2 separate regions of the Homo sapiens genome follow, and region 1 is linked to region 2. A link is a loop called in an ENCODE intact Hi-C map of the cell type or tissue named here. Cell type or tissue: transverse colon. All regions are shown on one strand. Links, peaks and the distances in the headings refer to the core of each region. The heading gives the core; the rest is flanking DNA. Region 1 overlaps AKAP6 (A-kinase anchoring protein 6). Region 2 has its middle 41 kb from the start of NPAS3.

The links. Hi-C counts contacts between places; a loop is a spot of excess contacts. Peaks named below come from ENCODE experiments on the same cell type or tissue, not always from the same donor. Only the 100,000 strongest peaks of a DNase experiment are listed, where the experiment ranks them.
Region 1: it touches region 2 in a loop (5-fold over the local background); 1 of 110 quality-filtered maps calls a loop at or near these places.

The regions. Positions count from the first base shown.
Region 1 is chr14:32,810,625-32,815,024 of GRCh38, reverse strand. The region is part of intron 12 of AKAP6 (A-kinase anchoring protein 6); the gene reads right to left. Among named protein-coding and RNA genes, the nearest start is that of NPAS3, 130 kb to the left of the region's middle. RefSeq lists enhancers at 1,133-1,862, 1,863-2,592. In transverse colon, for the core only: no CTCF peak of the experiment used is centred there; no DNase peak of the experiment used is centred there.
Region 2 is chr14:32,895,593-32,899,992 of GRCh38, reverse strand. No RefSeq gene overlaps it. Among named protein-coding and RNA genes, the nearest start is that of NPAS3, 41 kb to the left of the region's middle. In transverse colon, for the core only: no CTCF peak of the experiment used is centred there; no DNase peak of the experiment used is centred there; H3K4me3 peaks cover 1,220 bases; H3K27ac peaks cover 1,414 bases.

The sequences.
Region 1 (4,400 bases), core at 173-4,172, 85 kb after region 2:
GAAGCAGGGGTTTTCTTCCCATAAATAAACTTCATGAGGACAGGTACTCTGACTGTCCTGTCTCCACTAGAGCCCCAGTACTTAAAATAGTGCCTGGCATGAAGCAGCTTCTTAAAAAGTGATTACTGATTGCCCAGGCATGGTGGCACATGACTGTAGTCCCAGCTACTCGTAAGGCTGAGGCAGGAGGACTGCTTGAGCCCAGGAGTTCAAGGCTGTAGTGAGCTATGATTGTACCACTGCATTCCAGCCTGGATGACACAGTGAGACCCTGTCCCCAAAAAATAAAAAAGAAAGAAAGGAAAAATTTACTGAGTGATCTGAAGGAAAAAAGTAAAAAGACTTGCCTGTTGTCTCAAGAACTGTTGAAGGGATCTGGAGAAAGGTTCTGAGGGTAAACTGTGCTGTGGCAAAATCACGTGGAAAATCCCTGACTTTCAACTGGTGCAAACTCTCAGTTGTAAAAGCTAATAGCCTCAAAAACATGTTTCATGAAAGAAGCCAGACATAATAAAGTCATATATTGTATGATTCCATTTATATAAAGTATCCAGAATAGGTAAATCTGCAGAGATGAATGAGACTGGTACTTTCCAGGGCCTGCGGGCGGGGAGGAAGGAATGGGATGCAACTGCTTTACAGGCTTGGGGTTTCCTTTTGGAGTGATGATAATGTTTGGAAGAAGTGGTGGTTGCACAACATGGTGAATGCCACAGAACTGCTCACTTTAAAATGATTTTAAAACTACTAAATGCCACAGAACTGCTCACTTTAAAGTGATTAACTTTATGTGAATTAAGGGAAAGCCACTGAATAAACGAAGAGAAAATCATCTGTAACCTTAGAGAGGGCAGGTGCTAGAGGCCAGTGCATGAAGAAACAAGTACAGGATGTGCTAGAAGGTAGCCTGAAAAAGTCCAGCTTCTCTGGCAAAATTTGAGTTGAAATTAGGAGTGTGGCCCTGTCAGGTACTGTTCAACACCTTGTTTGTCCCAGCACCAGTCTTGGAAGGAGAACACAATTGGAGAAACCACAGAGGTCATAGAATGTACAGGAAACCCTTCAATTGTTCTAATACCTCTACCCTCAAAGCACAGTAGCCCATCTCAACTCTACATAACAACCGCCCCCTGCAAAAAAAAAAAAAAAATCCTATCACTTTTGAATTTGATTTTGTGTGTGAAGAATAAGTTGCAAAGACCTTGAATGTTCTATAAACAGGATGATTGTGAAGTTGTAGGAAGGAATTCCGAGAAGAAAGAGCAATACAAAAAAATATAAGGATTTCTTTTCTTCCCTTTCTTACTGTAACTTCAGGTTCACTGGAGGGGCTGCCCACATAAGTGCTATTTTGATTAAGAAGCTGTGGTATAATAGGAAATATATTTGGCCTTTGTCCCAGTTCTCTGGCACAGAGCCCCTAAAGCCCTCGGAATTTCCTAAGCGATAGAATACCTTTTGTTATTCATAATGGCCCCTTTTGATCACAACAGAGTTTATGCTAATGAGAAAATTTAGGGCAGGGTCCTGAGATAGCCTCAGGTTGGGGGTGGTCACCAGAAAGACCAAGTGATTAGAGGGCTGGAACTTTCAGCTCCACCGAAGGACCTCTGGGAAAGGGGTTGGGGGGGGGGGTAGGGTTAGAGATGAAAACTGTAACTACTCTTCTTGAACAAAGAGATTTGATGAACTTCTAGGTTGCAGAACACCTGGAGATGCTAGGTGGGTAAGGTACCTGGAGAAATGTGGAAGCTTTGCCCGCCCCCTTACCCTGCACATTTCTTTTACGTCTGGTTTTTCTTGAGTTGTATCTTTAAATAAACTGGTAAATGTGAGTAAAGTGTTTCCTTGAGCTCTTCTAGCAATTCTAGCAAGTTATGGCTAGAATAACCTAAGGAAGGGTTGTGGGAATTTACAGCCCGTGGGTCAGAAGGATGGGAAATTGCGTGATTGGCATCTGAAGTGAAGGCAGTCTTGTGGGACTGAGCCCTTTCCCGTATGGGATCTGATGCTAACTCCAGATAGACACTGTCAAAGTTGGATTAAATAGTAGAACACCCAGCTCATGTCCAGAGAGCAGACAGTAGCTTGGTGTAAAAAAACCCCACACATTTGCTGTCTGAGTGTGTGCAGAGAAACTTTTAAGTGTGTGTAGAGAAACTTTTTATAGAGAAGCAATATATTTGTGCCAATAAATCAAAGAATTAGATACTGTCATAATTTCTAAAGAATTCTCAGGTGCAATAACCTCAGTGTTGATAGTATTATAGGTAGGTGGCAACAGATGAATCCCTTGCATCAGGCTCTGTTTTTCTTAAGCAAGTTAATTCTTGTGCAAATCATTATTCATAGTTGTTAAGCATCTACTGTAGAAAAAAGTTACTTTCCCACCTAACTCTGAATGTTTCACTAGAAGTAACTTGAAAAATAATCTACTTTTCACTGGCAAATAAATTATCTTGACTGTTGCTTTACATGTCAACACACTGAAATTTTTATTACACTGAGAAGAGCCTGAATAGGAGAACTGGTTTATTTTTTGTTTCTCAGTCACTATATTTGGTGTTTCCCTGGAATTTCCCCCCAGAGTTTCAAGAAAGTACCTAAATGTAGGACTGTTTAAAATGAATTTTTTAAAAATTTAGGAAGAGTTTTTCAATTAAAAGAATTTCTCTTTCTTACCTCTTTAGTATTACATAGAACTGAAACAAATAAAAGAAAGTTCAAGAGAAAAATAACATCAATGAAGTTGTAAAAATCCCAACTGCAATGAAATGGTGGCATTTTCTTCATTCTACCACATGGTAAATCTGTTTGAATGACAGTGACAGAACCACATGCAAAGTTGCATACATTCTTTTCTCCCAATGATAATATCTGGCCCCATTTTTTTTCCTGACATTGCTCAGGGATTGACATAACATGTGAGTTTTATACCCCTGGATGTAATTTTTGCCTCACCTTTGCCTAAGGGAAAAGTATACCCTTCTCCCTCCTTTATGAAAATGATCTTACGTTAATAAAAACTTACATTTTTTAAAACCTACAATGCATATTGGTAGAAAAGAGAAGGTGAATAGTCATGTAAACAAGTGAAGTTTTCTAACATACGAATTTTCCTGTGAGATAGACATAAGGTCCCAACTTGCAAACTCAGTTTCAAGAACACAAGATTCTTGGCATGATCCCGAGGTAGTCGAAGGTACAAGGAGAGCTTTGCCAACATGTGGGTTTACCTGAAAAGCCTTATATCAGATAATAGAGTTCACTCACGTTTAGGAACCGTGCCCTTTACAGTTCTGATATAAGGCTTCTCAAGTAAAAAAGCAACTGTCCACTCTCCAGACATGAGCTGGGTGTCTTACTATTTAATCCAACGTTGACACTATCTATCTGGAGTTAGTATCAGATCCCATACGTGAGAGGGCTCAGTCCCACAAGACTGCCTTCACTTCAGATGCCAATCACGCAAGTCCCCATCCTTCTGACCCATAGTTACAGTTGTAACCTAACCATGGGAACATATTTTATTTATTGAGAGCCTCTTGTGTCTTCATTCTCAATGAGGACAAATTGGGAGCCAACATTATGTCATTACTGTTCTTGTTTGCTCCTCTCAAATAAATAGAGTATGATTTTTGTTGTTTTTTAATAATGAGACTATGATTACAAGTCATTCAGAGAAAAAAAATAAAATGTTGGTCAGTTTGAATTAGCAAATTAAGAATGACCAAAAATGGCACACATTATCTTAGTCTGTTTTTCAACTTTTTTTTTTTTTTTCCTGAGACGGAGTCTCGCTCTGTCACCCAGGCTGGAGTGCAGTGGCGCAATCTCGGCTCACTGCAAGCTGCGCCTCCCGGGTTCATGCCATTCTCCTGCCTCAGCCTCCCCAGTAGCTGGGACAACAGGCGCCCACCACCATGCCCGGCTAATTTTTTGTATTTTTAGTAGAGACGGGGTTTCTCCATGTTAGCCAGGATGGTCTCGATCTCCTGACCTCGTGATCTGCCCACCTCAGCCTCCCAAAGTGCTGGGATTACAGGTGTGAGCCACCGCACCCAGCCAATCTCTTTTTCATCTTAACTAAGCCTGTCAAGGAAACTTGTCTTGCTTTCCTCATGCTTATCATTTGATTGGCCCAGGGTTTAAGCTAATTAATAGGTGGGTCAGCTATGAGTCATTTTCTTAAGATGGTCTAATCCTTGTTCTACATCTGATTTTATTTCATTTAACGTATCTGTGCTTTAATAGCCTCTCATAAAGATAACTGCTTTTAGATTTAGAGGAGATTAAAAAGCCTCAGAATTGCCAGAACACCTCTGTTGAGTCCCCTCCATAAAAACGACTGGGAAGTTCACAAGTTACACTGATGCTAGAAAGGTTGCTTGAAATTTTAG
Region 2 (4,400 bases), core at 292-4,291:
ATTTAAATGCAAAGAAGTTTCTATAAGACACTAAATGATATATTTTTTCTCAATCCAAAATAAAAGATTAAAGTTTGTTTCCCAAGTCAAACTTGAGGGATTTTTAGGTGATTTGGCTTACAAACAGCCCAATAAAGGCCATTTTAAAGTCCTAGGACATTATTTCTGTTTTGAAAATGAGAACTGCTCATGAGAGACTAAATCTCAGAAACTCTTCTTTTGTGCAAATCCATCTTCCAACATATTCACATGTATCCCCGTGCCCTGTGATCATGGTGATTAGGCATCCCAACAGTGATTCTCCAAGAAATAAATACTTAACAATTTACATGCAGAAAAAGTTATCAGAGGAAGCAAACCCCAAACCCCTGGTTCCTGGGCACCATTTCTTCATTTCTTAGTCATAATGGAAAGTGACCCATTCAGAGGAATACTTTATCTAACAAACATAATAACAGAGTCACTGGACCTCGAAAATATTGATCCACCTGCTCTGTGAAGGAGTTGTTGTCCTCTGAGTCTGTTCCCTTTAAAGCTGATGCCACTGAGGCAGAGAGATGTGTGAGATGCTGGAGTGCTTGTGGCTCTTGGAATATTATTAGAGCTCCTAAAGGTGTACATCAACCACGTACCCACAAAAATTTTTAAATAAAAAAAATTAGATCTCCTGATTCACTGTCAGTGAAGTTTTTGCAGACCAGTTGGGGAACTGAGCCGCATTCCTAAAAACACTGTCAGGGAAAGAGTAAATACTACATTTCAGACACCTTACATATATACTGACTCTCGGAAGTGGCCCACTTGTAAATCAGAAGTATCCAGGATTATTCTTCTGAGGTCAATCATTTTTCAGTTTGGTTGAGAAACAGAAGTTAGGCTGAAACTGAAGTTAGGCTGAGTAATTTCTGCAACAGTTTCAGAGACCAAAATGAGGAGAAATTCGCAGACATGTCTAGTCTACAGATTATTCACCTCATTCATCCTGCAGATTGTTATTTTGTTTATATATAGACTTACTTGTTTAAAAAAATGAGCCAAAGCATTGCTCCAAGTGAAATTTTAAATGTGAACATTAAAAAAAAAATCCTTTTGGGTAGGCAGGACAGTAGATTTTAACGGAGTTCTTCTATGACTCAATGGAAAGAATCAGTTCTAACACTACTGTCACCATCCCAGTGTTCAGATAAACATCATTTTAAACTTCATGTTTTGCACATCTTGTACTTGTAGAGAAGAAAAAGGAAATGGAAAAGGGAGCTTCAATCTGAAGGTGTGTGGCTGACTTTGGCACTTAGGAAGTTTCTCTGCTCTATTTTCTCTGTTTATGAATGCTGCTTCTCGATGTATTTTTACACTGAACATTTTAAAAACAGATTTATTTTAATAGAGAAACAACAGAAAAAATTTAAGACACCATTAATACACTTCCGGGATAGAGCAAAGTGTTCATGCAAAATGAACATACATTAGAGGAAATGTAACCTTTCTCAGGATGGACTTCCCACATAAATCCTCCCCTTTCTCCGGAGGCTGTGCGACAAATATCTTGGCTGTCAAGTCAGAAAGCTTTTGATATGGGTCCCGAGGCAAATTACATATTTTTATACCATTTTTCTCATTTCTAAAATGAGGATAACACCACCTTCGTACTCTACAACACAGTGAAAACTGAAAATTAAAAATAAATAATAAGTAGTTCCAATTTTTTAGAGGTATGCTCTAAAAGATCAGTCTTTAAATTCAAAGACCACAGGACCATTTGACTGTAACTTTTAAATGCCTGAGCAGGTGAGTTCTAGTTCTTTTGAATATCCAAAGCATTTTCCCTCCTTTCTTTTAATCAATAAGCTTATTAATTTTGGAGATTTACTCTGTTCTCACAAGCCTATGATGCACTTCTACATACATTATTTCATTTGCTCCTCAACGCAGCTCCGTGAGGTAGACCTGACTTTTTTTTCAGTGAAGAACTGAAGGACAGAGAAGCTACTATCTTGACCGAAACTTATAACCTGGCGGCAGTGGTGGTCAGCCTTGAACCTAGGTCTGTGAGGTCAAATTGTCATGCAGTTAGTGCAATCTCCTGGCCGGACACAGCCATTTCATCATTAGGAAGAAGGCGGCCATGCTTTTCTTTATCCCTCTCACTTCCAGAGCCACATTAAAACCCACCAGAATAATGGGATGAGTTTTCCGGAAGGGGGAAGTGTACATGGATATATCACAAACAGAACAGAGATTCCATACAGGAAGCCCTGGAGTTTTACAAAGCTCGACTAAGAATTGCTAGTCATTCCTCTGTTACCTTATTTGTTCCAAACATTTTTTTTCAGACAATCAAATGGGGGATGGGAGCAGGAGGGAATGAGCAAGAAAGAAATGCCAGTAATCACGGTGAATAACAGTCGTAGGGGTGAAGTGACAGCTCAAGGTTTTACTGTTGTCATAAAAGTGGTGCAGTTTTAGAGCTTTAAGATGAGCAAATCTCTGGGGTCTATGTCCACCGTGGTTCTAATAGCATTAGAAAGGGGGAGTTGGTATAAACAATAACAAGATTTATGTTAGTGCAAACTGCTGACTATTGACTCTGATTCTGAAGAGAGGAGAAAAGAGAAAGCGAAACTAAACCAGATTCCTGTTATGTCCCTATTTATGGGAAAGTGAGAAACTTGACCGATTCTAGTGGACATTAACAACGGGAAGGCAAGCAACGGAGTCTAATGCCTTAAGATTATAGTCAGTAGAAATAAAATGGAAAAAGAGGACAATAAAAAAAGCTGTGGTGTGACTGTTTTGAACTGAAAGTTTCTAACCACAGAAAGGAGCTGACCAAAAGTAGCTGGACTAGGACAGTTGTATGCCCAGAGGAACAGAGATTTTGAAATCCTACTTTGTGGAACAGAACACCTAACCAAAACTGGCTACCAGTAGAAAATAAAGCCCCAAACAGTCTTTCCTGCTGACGTGTCTTTTAGTTTGTAAAATGTTTTTGAAACGGAAGACTTAGGATTCGCCTTCACTACCTGGACTTGACTTTTATGCCAAATTAACATATAAAGATGTCATCTCCCTCCCTTTTTTGTCAACAAAAAGGAGACAGAACCAGGCTCTTCTCCTCTTTACAGTTCATTATCTATTACGAGAGGTACTTTTCTACCCCGAGGAAACTTCCCATTGGGTTTATGATTATTATTGAACTATCACAAACATTTTGGCTTCATCAGTTTATATTAACAATCTCATTAGCTCAGATAGATATTTTCAGCAACAAAAAAATGACCCTTATTGTATTATTTTAGGTGGGAAGTCCATCTTTTTAAAAACAACCACATTATTATAAAAACAAATATGTAGGAAAGAAGTCTTTGGCCACAGGAGGGAACTTAACCAAAGTTCCATTGACAGATCTTAGTACAGTAAAAAAGAATTCAAGCTTAAGACAGAGAACTGAAAATTGAGCACAAGATCTGCTCCCATAATCTGGGAATTTTATGACCTCCCTAAAGGAAAGAGTATGTGGTCTGTTAAATCTGATAATAAAATATCTCCTTGAGGCCTTCAAATGTAATGTGTCGGATGCTCAATCCATTCGGTACAGGCCAATTGGACAGCTGTCAGCCCCCCCAATTCCAGGGTAGTCCTTCTGGTGTTATTGCCACAGTATACAGCCTTCAGAAAAAGGATGCAAACTATAAAGCCAATGAAATATTACAAATATTAGGATAGAAATATTCGTTCATTATATATTTATTAAATGTAACTGAATATTATACCTATATATCTACTTTTCTATATAGGACCTGGAAAGATAGAAATTAAATTTTTAAGTGGTTATCTATGGAGTGTGACATTGGTAAGCAGTCTTTATTTTTTATTTTGTGTATTACTGTATTGATTTTTTTTACAGTGAGAATTTATTAATTTAGCAATTTAAAAAAGCCAAGACAGTTTTTCTTTCCTAAAGAACATATTAGGTAATAGGAGACCAAAAAAAAAAAAAAAAATCTGGTTGTCTCAGACAAGCTCAGTGCACAGTTAAAACTAATTATTTTGGGGTGATCTTGTGGCTAAGAAATCATGATGTGAGAAAGATTATTTTTATATTTACTAGAACATCTCTATAAATTCACTACTTTGTCCTAATTTTTATTGTCTTTGAGATTCATTTAGATTCGAGTAGTTAGCAATTATTTCTGCCTCAGGAGGATAAATTATTACCCTAGGTAAAGCAAGTCAGAACCATTACTAAGGGTTCATCTCAACCAAAGAACATGTTAGAGTACCAATTCTAGAGATGCATGTTGTAAAAAGATCACTCTGATGGTTTGAGATTGGAAGCTCATCATCAAGAAGTAGAATAATAGCAAGACCATAGCTTTTGTGCAAGATCATGATCAACA